Regions from separate parts of the Homo sapiens genome. Here regions 1 and 3 are each linked to region 2. The links are chromatin loops, found by intact Hi-C in ENCODE. Cell type or tissue: PC-9. All regions are shown on one strand. Region 1 overlaps RAI14 (retinoic acid induced 14). Region 2 overlaps RAI14 (retinoic acid induced 14). Region 3 overlaps RAI14 (retinoic acid induced 14).

Region 1 (4,000 bases), 54 kb after region 2:
CAAGATAATCTATGTGAAAGTTTCCATCACATAGTAAGTGCTAAATAAATGTCACGTCAAGCCCACTGCAAGTGAGAACAGGTGACCTTTAACAGCACCATCCCAGAGGAGAACTGAGGAATAGCAGGCACACGTTTACCACAGTTAACCACTGTTTTCAGAAGCCTTGCCAGGTCCTCTCACATTCCCCCACATCCTAATTATTCTAAACAAAACTGACTTGAGAGGATGGGTGGGGAGTGCAAGCCACTGAATGCCTTCTTCATGAGCTTGTTGCTACCTCCAAAAGTCACCCAGTGACTCTCTAGCTTCCAATGTGTCTACTTTCATTCTTGCTGCTGCCATTGACTAGGGCCCTTGGATAAATGGTGTGAAAATCCAGTCATCATGAAGCACTTTGATGACATGAATCTGGAGGCCTCATTGTGACTGCAGCCTCTCCATGGCCCCTTTCAATCTTCCCAGCCTCAGCGGGAGTGACAGATGCATGTTGCCTTGGAAACGACACACACCATAATTATACATTGTTAACTGCCAAGCATTTAGTCACAGAAAAGGCTGGGCTGGTACCTGAATAGCAAGTGCACATTCCAGGGCAGTGTTTCTCAAAGTCAGCCCCTAGTTAATCCACATCAGAAGGACCTGGGGACTAAATGCAATCTTTTAGCCCCTGTCCTATTAAAACTGAATCTCAAGGGGTAGAGCCCAGGAACTTCCTTGGTTGAATCTTCTGCACACTGAAGTTAGAGAACCTAGAACTGATGTAGGCGGAACAGGAACACACTTGTCAGAGTTGGGCTGGTTCATAAACCAAAGTTGGGTTGTTTTTTTCACGTCAAAACAGAATCACCTTTTGAGGAATCAAAGTAGAAATAACGATAAACAGATATTCCCCAACTGTCGCTGGCTAACTGTCGCTGGCTGGGCCAGGGTTTCTACGCCAACTGTTGCTAGAAAGTGGAAATCGCCGGCCGGGCACGGTGGCTCACGCCTGTAATCCCAGCACTTTGGGAGGCCGAGGCCGGCGGAACACAAGGTCAGGAAATCGAGATCATCCTGGCTAACACGGTGAAACCCCGTCTCTGCTAAAAATACAAAAAATTAGCCGGGCGTGATGGCGGGCGCCTGTAGTCCCAGCCACTCGGGAGGCTAAGGCAGGAGAATGGCGTGAACCCGGGAGGCGGAGCTTGCAGTGAGCCGATATCGCGCCACTGCACTCCACCCTGGGCGACAGAGTGAGACTCCATCTCAAAAAAAAAAAAAGGTGGGAATCGCCCTTCAAATTTAATTCCTTCCCCCTTCTTGTGGAAGTACTAATAACTAAGGAAACAGGACAAATCAGTCCAGCAGGAAAGGGAGAAAAGAAGGCCATATATTGGATAACCCAAAACTGTGCAGTTCCCCACAGCAGAGCCACTCAAAGCATTCCTTCGTTCACATATTCAGAGAGCACAAAGTCTTAGGCAACAGTGGGTAAGATTTTTGTTTGAGGTCATGGGGGTTTCGTGGGTGTTGTGTTAGTTTTTCTGTGTATTTGTCTTTGGCTTTTCTTTTTTTTTTTTAAGCATGCAGTGAAAAGTATACAAACTCTTATTTGAAGAGGATTAGATAAATAAAGTGATAATTCCAAAAGTTCCCAAGGGAAGGGATTAACCGCCAAACTGAGTGTCTTCCTAGAGTCCGTGGCTTTGGGTGTGTGAGAGCTGGGTGGCCCATGGGCATAATTCCACAATGATAAAGATAAGTGTCAAAGGAAAAGAAGTTCTGGAAATCCACACAATGGTAACTCTAGAAGCATGAACTGTAGCTGGGGTAAAGTTATTAATAGATCACTGCTTTCCTGGTATTCATGAAAGGATCTAACACCTGGAAGCCATGGCTGGCGGAAAGTAATGTGGCCCCTGGAATAACGCCAGGTGCCAGCTGTCTCAGCATCTCTTCTTCCTCAAGATGAATCATGAGTAAACGGACTCGCCTTCCTTGGGCCAACTGGGATCTTACAGTCTCATTTTCAATCCCAAACTTCTAAAGCCCAGGCTGAGCTACAACCTATGTTGAGTAAAGTGACATCTATCAGGTTAGCAAGGCCACACTAAAGGCAGTCCTTGGAAAAGCCATTAAATCAGGATGCTTACTTCAAAAGAAATACAGCAAAGCTGAATTAGCTGCACAACAGCCTAATTCGAGTATGTACCAAAAAGGATCATGCATCTATGGAAAAAGTTCTCTGAACTAAGTTCTCCCATTTCAAACAGAATAAAGCACACCTACCCACTGAGCAGAAATATTAGTCAGTTTATTACCCATTTAATTCAAAATAAGTCCCTGAAATATGGCATCCATCACTGGCCACCAATCATCACTGGCCACCACTCATCACAGAATGGATGTTACGTTGATAAATGAGGATGGAGCAAAGCAGAGATGTACATGCTTGTTTCCATCTCATTTGAAAGACTGGATGTAACATTGTTTATTATCAGTTCATTTTCCCTTTAAAAAAATAATTTAACTCCCAATCCTAGCCTGAATTTTAAAACCTTGATATTAGCCTGTACAGCTTTATCACAAACAAAAAAGTTAAACTTCTTTGAGTATTTAAAAAAAAAAACCCTTACAATGGATATGGGGTTTTCTTTTGGGTGTAATGAAAATGTTCTAAGATTTACTGCTGTAATGGCTGCACAACCTGTGAACATACTAAAAACCATTCATTTGTACACTTTCAGGAGGTGAAGTGAATGGTATATGAATGATATCTCAACAAAGCTGTTTTTTTTTTAAAAGCTTAATAATCTCTATTACATTCTCCACTCTTTAGGATTAAGAAAATTCCAGGTTAGCCAGGTACGGTGGCTCATGCCCATAATCCCAGCACTTTGGGAGGCCGAGGCGGGTGGATCATTTGAGGTCGGAAGTTCAAGACCAGCCTGACCAACATGGTGAAACCCTGTCTCTACCAAAAATACAAAATTAGCCGGGCGTGGTGGCGCATGCCTGTAATCCCAGATACTGCCGAGGCTGAGGCAGGAGAATCGCTTGGGCCCAGGAGGCAGAGGTTGCGGTGAGCCAAGATCGTGCCACTGCACTCCAGCCTGGGCAACAAGAGCGAAACTCCATCTCAAAAAAAAAAAAAAAAGAAAGAAAGAAAATTCCAGGTTAGAAACCTCTAGACTGATGAAAAAAGAAATGCAGCAGGGCGGGCACAGCAACTCACATCTGTAATCCCAACATTTTGGGAGGCTGAGGTGGAAAGACTGCTTGAGACCAAGCATTCAAGACCAGCCTGGGCACCAGAGCGAGACCCAGTCTCTACAAAAAAAAATTTTTTTAATTAGCCGGGGGTGGTGGCACATGCCCGTAGTCCTAGCTACTCAGGAGGTTGAGGTGGAAGGGTCACTTGAGCCTGGGAGTTCAAGGCTACAGTGAGCCATGATCATGCTACTGCACTTCAGCCTGGATGAAAGAGTGAGACTCTATCTCGAAAAAAATAATAATAATATTCCATCACGGAATATAGGAATACATCTACAGAATTCTCAGCCAAACCAGAACACTAACTAACATGTGCCCCTAAATAGACTTCAGGACATTTTCTTCCAAGTTAAAAAGGACATCAGACTTAAAATCCATACCACAGACCAAGTTCTGAACAAGCATAAGAAACTAAAATACACTCCTTCTCTCCTTGTCAGCATCTACCTCTTCTCACTCAAGTGCTTGAGTATTTCTTCAGACAATAATCTCTCTGCAACAAAAATGGAATTTTAACCAAAGCTATATAAACATTCAATTCTCTCAATCCAGCAAAACAAATACATTCTGTCAAAGGTCTCTCCAGACCAACCTTCCTAATGAAGGTACCTTAACAACACAGTACCTCACGCCATCCAAACTCCTCCCAGTGGGTGGAAGCTGCTTCAATCTCTGCCTCTCAGACAAGGGCTATGCTGTGAGTTATGTTGCTGCTTCTGGAAGAACATAAAAATGGGAAGCAGGG
Region 2 (4,000 bases):
ATCCATATCTTGAGCAATGTATCGATGTCCCATCAAAATAAACTGCAGAATATACAATTAAGGGAAAACTTGTATCTGCATAGGAAACTGTGGTAAGATGGTATCCTCAAGCTAGAAATTTCAGGATATCTCTTAGAGTGTTAAGTCAGAGGGGACAAATTTGAAGGAAGGCCAATTGGACCAGTGATGTCAACAAGCTGCCTTCTTGTCTGCCAGGAAAATGTCTGGAAGAGATCCCAACAAAATCCCATTCACAGTTCCTAATTCAGAGGAATAAAGGGTGATGGTGAGGGTATGTCAAGTCTACCTGATTCCCACTTGGTGTCACCACAAAAGGCACCACACCAACAGCACACCAAGCAAACAAGGGAGGCCAAGAGTACAGGTGTGCGCAGCCAGTGCCAAGGTGCCCAGCAAGAAAAGGGCACTGCTCCCATGAATTCCACACTGCTCCTGGCAAGGAAAAGAGCATCTGGCAGTCACCTCCAATGCACATATTCCTTGGGTGACAGAATTCTGAATTAGCAAAGTGTAGAAATAGCAAACTGTAGAACAATAACTACAGCTTTTCCTTCCGCTTTTTTATTTTGGACAGAAATATTTGGGGTTTTGTTTTTGTTTTTTTAAATTTTAGAGATGGGATCTCACCGTGTTGCCCAGGCTGGTCTCAAACTCCTGAGCTCAAGCAATCCACCTGCCTCAGCCTCCCCAAGTGCTGGGGTTCAGACATGAGCCACTGTGGTCGGCCTGGACTAAAATATTTGAATACAAATCTTACAACTTCTAATAGACCCCATCTCATTCCTCAATTCCATAGCCCTCCCTCTATAAATATGAGCAGACAGAAATGGCACAGTTCCTAAGAAAAGCTTTAGCAGTCCAAAAGAAGAGAAGTTCTTTGAGGAATCAGAGAACATTTGTTCCTGCAAAACAGAATGACTCTAAGAAACCAGACAGGTTTTCTAATGTGTGCTTTCAATTAGATTCAGGAAAAAATATGTCCATGACACTGCTCTAGAAAACAATCTGAAATCAGAAATATGCCAAATTTAAAATGTGTTGGAAGCAGCAAAGAGCAGATTGAGGAATCCAGATAATTTTGAAGCTTTTTTTGGTTTTGTTTTTTGTTTTTGAGAGAGGGTCTCACTCTGTCACCCAGGCTGGAGTGCAGTGGTGGGCTCATAGCTCACTGCAGCTTCAACCTCCTAGGCTCAAGCTGTCTTCCCACCTCAGTTTCCTGAGTAGTTGAGACTACAGGTGCAAGCCACCATGCCCAGCTAATTTTTAAATTTTTTTTTTTTGTAGAGATGAGGTCTGTGTTGCCCAGGCTGGTCTCAAACTCCTAAGCTCAAGCGATCCTCATCTTGGCCTCCCAGAGTGCTGGGATTACAGGTGTAAGCCACCGTGCCAAGACATCTAAAGAACTTTCTCCTAAAGGTGGTGATCTATTTGGAATGAGTAACAGGTAGTAATTCCAATAACTCCATAATTACCCACAGTATTTTTAAAAACCAATCTGTTCTCAAGACCTTCCTTCAAAATTTTACGCTAATACTACTTTCCTTAACTTGTCAAAAATCCTTCAAGCCCAGCATAAATGCCAGCACCTTCAGCCTCAGCACATCCTGCACTACATTAGGAGTATCTGTGTGCTTACCTGGCCTCTGAATTGTTCTATTTAGTATCCTGGCTGTACCAACCATTTTGGCACCAGAGACCAGTTTCATGGAAGACAATTTTTCCATAGACCAGGGGCCGGGGGAGATGGTTTTGGGAGAAAACTGTTCCACCTCAGATCATCAGCAATTAGATTCTGATAAGGAGTACTCAACCTAGATCCCTCACATGATCAGTTCACAGTAGGACTTGCTCTTCTATGAGAGTTTAATGTTGCCACTCATCCGACAGGAGGCAGAGCTCAGGTGATAATGCCTGCTTGCCTACCACTCACCTCCTGCTGTGCAGCCTGGCTCCTAACAGGCCACAGACAAATACCAGTCTGTGGCCCAGGGACTGGGGATTCCTGAATTACTCAATCACTAGCAGGAATTCTGCACATTATAGACAGCAAAGTAAAACATGGCAAACATTGAAAAGATCATTCTTACAAAGAAAGTTGTCGATGTAACCCTAAAGAACTCTGGTGTTTTTTCTCACTGTTATCTCAATTTGTTCAAACCCACATTCTGGCTGGGCATGATGGCTCATGCCTGTAATCCTAGCACTTTGGGAGGCTAAGGCAGGAGGATCCCTTGAGCTCAGGAATTTGAGACCAGCCTGGGCAACACAGTGAGACCTCATCTCTGTCAAAAACAAACAAAAAAGCTAACCCACAATTGACACAGACTTTTAAGAAAATGCTCTAATTTAACCTGAATATCAGTCTACTTAATGAACGGCTTTACAAAGCATTTCCATAACTATGGAAATTTAGGGCAGTTTGGAATTAAAAAAAAAACAAAAAACACTTGCCATTTTGATTTTTATTTTGAGATGGAGTCTCACTCATTGCCCAGGCTGGAGTGCCTGGTGGAGCGATCTCGGCTCACTGCAACCTCCGCCACCCGGGTTCAAGCTATTCTCCTGCCTCAGCTCCTGAGTAGCTGGGATTACAGGCACACGCCACCATGCCCAGCTAATTTTTGTAGTTTTAGTAGAGACGGGGCTTCGCCATGTTGGCCAGCCTGGTGTCGAATTCCTGACCTCAGGTGATCCGCCCGCCTTGGCCTCCGAAAGTGCTGGGATTACAGGCGTGAGTCACCGCGCCCAGCTGAATTTTTCTTATACATTGCAAAGCACAGTCCAGCCCTGCCCCCTACCAAAAGGTTGAAAACCACCTATCGAGACCTGCTGTGAAGTTTAAATGAGATAATGCATAAAAACCATAGTATGTGCCTTGCACATATTAACTGCTGAGTAAAAGTTCACTATTTTGTCATGATCACTTGTATCACGTATTCTGCACTCTGTGAGGTCCTATGAGTACCACAGGAAAACCACAGCCAAGTTTCCTAACTCGCAGAGCTTATAGGCTGATACTGGAATTGTACAGACAAAAAGATGCAGTCCTATGACGGCACCATTTCTCTGCATGCTAAAACTCCACTCTAATTTATCAAGCTCTAGGCACTTAAATAAACCCTGCCGAATTAATTTCCCTGAAGCACTTCAATGATTCCAACAAATTACAAAATAGACCATAAGATGAATAACATTTGGAATTTCTTTATACAAGTTAGAGTGTTCACATTTTCTAGTTTTCAAGATGATGACTACAACAACTTTCAAAGTTACTTGGAAGATTTATGTTGTAAGAAAGGCACTTTTCCAAATTACCACATGCATTTGTAAATGCCAAGTAATATTTAGTGCATTCAGTTGTTGAAATATAAGCCAGATTGTGAAACTTACTAAAAGCTTTTACGTACAGAGACTTTAACACTCAGAGATGATGAAAAATGTAAAAAAATCTTCAGTAATTAAGGACATAGGACACCTAAAATGCTAAAGACCTGGTGTAAGTATATATTCTAGCTTTTCATTAAGTTTGATAGTATAATTTCTTTACAAAACTTTTGCATATATAAACAAGATTCACCGTAAACAAGTTTCAAAGATACAGAAAATTTAAAAATAAAAATGAAACCACTATCAGTCCTATCACTCAAGAATTACCCTGCCCATTTTTTCTATCAGTCCATATTTTTTCTATGCATATAGCAAATATTTTGCTCAACAGCCCAGTTTTCTCACCAAGTAACATATGCTGAACTTTCTTCCTATCAATAAAGAGCTGCATCAACATTCTTTAAAGCTAAACGATATTAAACATCTAGGTTGCCACCAGGTTTTCATTATAAGCAGCTCCACCTCTAGCATCTTTCAACCTTCATGTCTGTGTAGTATAGTGTGACTTCAAGGATAAATGAGATGGTTGGGTGTGGTGGCTCACACCTGTAATCCCAGCATTTTGGGAGGCTGAGGCAGGCGGATCATAAGG
Region 3 (4,000 bases), 62 kb after region 2:
TCTCCTTTGAGAATAAAACCTGCCATCAACCAGGATTGATCTTAGTCTATGAATCAGCCAGAGCCAGCGGCACTGACTGACACAAAATTGGCTGTGGTTCTGGCAGCACTACTTTCTGGTCTGTCAAATCCACGACTCACATGCTCCAATAAGCCTACCAAAGAAAAGTCCCAAGGTTACCTCCTGCCCTAACTCCATTCAATTTAAAAAGCATGGCTTAATCAAAACAAGCTACCTCTGGAATATAAAAATCACTCTAGGACTAAGAAACTCCATGCAATTATCCCTTAAATCGAGGTTATTTTTAAGATGATCTCTAAAATGCTTGTCCTGTTCTGTGTTACTTATCTTTTGATGTTCATTACAATACCACCGTCTAAACACACCACCGTGTTCACCTCTGAAGAGAAAAACCACCTCACAGAGTGCCCAGCAACTGACCCCAAGTGACCGTGTATGGGTAAGCCCCTTCACATCTTCCTCCAAAGTCCATTCCTTAAGTTTCACCTATCTTGAAACCCAAAAGGGCCCATCAAGTTTAAACATAGAGATCCAATCCTCAAACATTATTGGTGAAAATGTAAAATGGTATAGTCATTGTGAAATGCAGTGTGACAATTTCTTACAAAGTTAAATGTACATTTACCACATGACTCAGCAATGCTATTCCCACCTACGAGAGAAATGAAAACATATGTCCACACAAAGACCGAATATTTATAGAAGTAGCATTTGTAATTGTGGAAAAAGTAAAACAGAAATGTTTGTCAACTAGGTAAATAATCTGTGGCAATTCCATATAATGGAATACTACCCAGCAATAAAAAGGAATAGCAAGCTGATCCATGGTGAAGCATGGATGAAGCTCAAACACATTTTGTTAAGTGAAAGTCAGACAGAAAAGACCACACATTATATGATTCCATTCCTTTTTTTTTTTCTTTTTTTTAAGAGACAGAGTCTTTCTCTGTTGCCCAGGCTGGAGTGTAGTGGCACCATCATAGCTCTCTGCAGCCTCAAACTCCTGGGCTCAAGTGATCCTCCCACCTCAGCCTCCTGAGTAGCTGGGACTACAGGTGTGCATCACCACACCCAACTAATTTTTGTATTTCTTGTAGAAACAGAGTCTCTGTGTTGCCCAGGCTGGTCTTGCACTGCTGGCCTCAAACGTTCCTCCGGCCTGTGCCTCCCAAAGTGCTGGGATTACAGGCATGAGCCACCACGCCTGGCCAGGATTCTATTTCTAAGACACATCCAGAAAAGGTAAATTTATAAAGACAAAAAGTAGATTGGTGGTTGTCCAGGGCTGGGAACGCTAACAGGAAGTAATTGCAAATGCCATAAAGGATCTTTCTGGGGTGAGGGAAATGTTCTAAAACTAGATGGTGGTGATGACAGTAAAATTCTGTTAATTTACTAAAAGTTGTTGAATTGTATACTAAAATTAGTGAATTTTACAGAAAGTAAGTTCTAACTCAGTGAAGTTGTTCTTAAAAAGATCCAGTGGCCTGGGCACGGGAGGCTCACGCCTATAATCCCAGCACTTTGGGAGGCAGGGGTGGGTGGATCACAAGGTCAAGAGATGGAGACCATCCTGGCCAACATGGTGAAACCCCATCTCTACTAAAAATACAAAAATTAGCTGGGTGTGGTGGTACATGCCTGTAGTCCCAGCTACTTGGGAAGCTGAGGCAGGAGAATCACTTGAACCCAGGAGGTGGAGGTTGCAGTGAGCTGAGATCACACCACTGGACTCAGGCCTGGTGACAAAGCGAGACTCAGTCTCAAAAAAAAAAAAAAAAAATCCAATGAAGTCTGAGCATGGTGGCTCATGCCTGTAATCCCAGCACTTTGGAAGCCCGAGATGGGCGGATCACCTGAAGTCAGGAGTTCAAGACCAGCCTGGTCAACATGGCGAAACCCCGTCTCCACTAAAAAATACAAAAATTAGCCAGGCATGGTAGCGGATGCCTGTAATCCTAGCTACTACTCGGGAGGCTGAAGCAGGAGAATCGCTTGAATCTGGGAGGCGGAGGTCGCAGTCAGGTGAGATCGCACCACTGTACTCCAGCCTGGGCAACGGAAGGAGATTCTGCCTCAAAAAAAAAAAAAAAACAAAAGATCCGATTCAAAAAGCAAAAGGGAGACCCATATACAAAGGAATTGGTTATGAAAAATATCTTTAGAGTGAGTAAGAGAACAGGTTCTATTCATGGCTATATTTAATCCCTGTTGTTAACCTAGAAAGAATGAATTGCCAGAAGTTGGCTTACTACATATTCATTGGTTCTTTGACTCAGTTTTGAAATAAGGAAACTTGGACTCTCACATTCTGGAATGTTGGAGACGTCATTTACAATGATCGCAGTGGTGTCACTTGGCTTGTGAATCTCTTTCCTTACCCAGGCATCCAGTGTCTTAATACTTTTCAGAATAAGGAATATATAAATATGTTAATGACATAGATTCTGTGAACTCTGATGCCCTAGAAGGGAGTGGAAGGAAAGTCCAGAAATTATTTCTGCTGTCCCAACTATCATATTTGGACATTACTCAAACACTGTGTATTCAAAAAAAGGATTTTTTTTTTGTCTGCAGTCCAACAGAGAGGGGGTGCTGGCTCACATGAAGGTAGGCCTCCCATTTCCTTGAGCAGAACGCTGTGGCCTGGTACTCCAGTAGTGGATCCATAAGTGGTCTGATCAACAGGGCACAGCCTTCCCTCCTACCCTCCCCACCCACTCCAACCAGGTCATTCTGGTAATAGCTACTCCCCTAGAGGTGGAAATGTCTCCTCATCAGGGCTATTCAGAGACTCTGGGGTTTTTAGAGTTGGGGGAGGGGAGGTAGACCTTCCTCTCTGGGTGAGAATTGGGAAACCAGGAGCCTGGTAGCTGCCCAAGACCCAGTTCTAGCTGGTTTGAGAGAGGGGACAGAGGCAGGGGTGGGAATGGGGTTGAGGGGTGCTGATTCCAGGGATCCCTGAGGCCCTGCTATAGCCACACTCTTTTGGCACAGGATGTGGGGTCACATAAGGCAAGGCACGCCCCTTCTAGCCTAAGCTATTTCAAGTTGGGTCTCTGACACTTGCCCTCGGGCACCAAAGTATTTGTCAGTACTCTTAGGTTGCAAGTGACAGAGACCCAACTCAGATGCCACAGTAAAAGAGGTGCCTAGATCTTCAACAGCACAATTGCAGGTTGCATTTCGGTCTGCTCAGCCCATTCCTGAAGTCAGCAGCTAAATTTACTTCACGAAGCTACAGAAGTGAAATATATAATAGGATGACCTACAATGTCCCCTTTGAATCTGCAGGTTAAGGAGGGCATGTTTATCATTCACTTGTTTGGCTATTCACTGCTTGTGGATCTGTCCTGCCCCATTGCCCTCACACAGCCTCACCTCATAAGTCCTCCATTCATTACCCTCCTCTAACATCAGTGCAGTCACTGAAGGAGACCTTGCTGGCAATTCAAGTGTGAGTCTTCTGGGCTATTTCCATTCTGAAAGTAAGTACTGCTCTTTGGGTCTCCTATAGAAACCAGGCCAACAATGAAAACAATCACAATTAACTATAAGTGAATAGCATTAAATGATTTTTAAACCCTCAAGAAATAAAAAGCCACTGTAACAGCTGGGTCTAAGAGGAAATGGTGCTTGGGGTCTGGAAATAGCATTGGACCCTATCTTCTCTGCTCTCCTGGGACTTGACTCCACAGAACTGAGGGAGTACAAAGGAGGGAAACAAGGAAGCTTGTTTCCCTTGAGTACAGGCTAAGGAGGAATAGGAAAAACAAAACCTTCAGGATAGGCAGAAACAATGTGAGAAGGACAGACGGTGGGGAAGTTTCCCTGGGGTATGGGGTGAGAAGGGGTGCTGGGGCTCAGCTGGACCAGTAGACCTCAATGCCTAATGATGAATAGCAGTTAATCCTTGAATAGTGGTGAAGGTATGATATGAAAACACACTGTCACCCTAATTTATTCTAAACAAGACACC

The links. Hi-C counts contacts between places; a loop is a spot of excess contacts. Peaks named below come from ENCODE experiments on the same cell type or tissue, not always from the same donor. Only the 100,000 strongest peaks of a DNase experiment are listed, where the experiment ranks them.
Region 1: a loop joins it to region 2, with 5 times the contacts of the local background. A loop is called at or near these places in 5 of 110 quality-filtered maps.
Region 3: it touches region 2 in a loop (2.5-fold over the local background); 3 of 110 quality-filtered maps call a loop at or near these places.

Annotation. Positions count from the first base shown.
Region 1 is chr5:34,680,996-34,684,995 of GRCh38, reverse strand. The region is part of intron 1 of RAI14 (retinoic acid induced 14); the gene reads right to left. Among named protein-coding and RNA genes, the nearest start is that of RAI14, 27 kb to the right of the region's middle. In PC-9, no CTCF peak of the experiment used is centred here; DNase peaks (open chromatin) are centred at 525 and 1,875; H3K4me3 peaks cover 482 bases; H3K27ac peaks cover 4,000 bases.
Region 2 is chr5:34,734,891-34,738,890 of GRCh38, reverse strand. The region is part of intron 2 of RAI14 (retinoic acid induced 14); the gene reads right to left. Among named protein-coding and RNA genes, the nearest start is that of RAI14, 81 kb to the right of the region's middle. RefSeq lists enhancers at 1,643-2,182, 2,189-2,689, 2,690-3,190. In PC-9, no CTCF peak of the experiment used is centred here; DNase peaks (open chromatin) are centred at 2,010 and 2,766; H3K27ac peaks cover 2,097 bases.
Region 3 is chr5:34,672,702-34,676,701 of GRCh38, reverse strand. The region is part of intron 1 of RAI14 (retinoic acid induced 14); the gene reads right to left. Among named protein-coding and RNA genes, the nearest start is that of RAI14, 18 kb to the right of the region's middle. In PC-9, no CTCF peak of the experiment used is centred here; a DNase peak (open chromatin) is centred at 2,281; H3K27ac peaks cover 3,759 bases.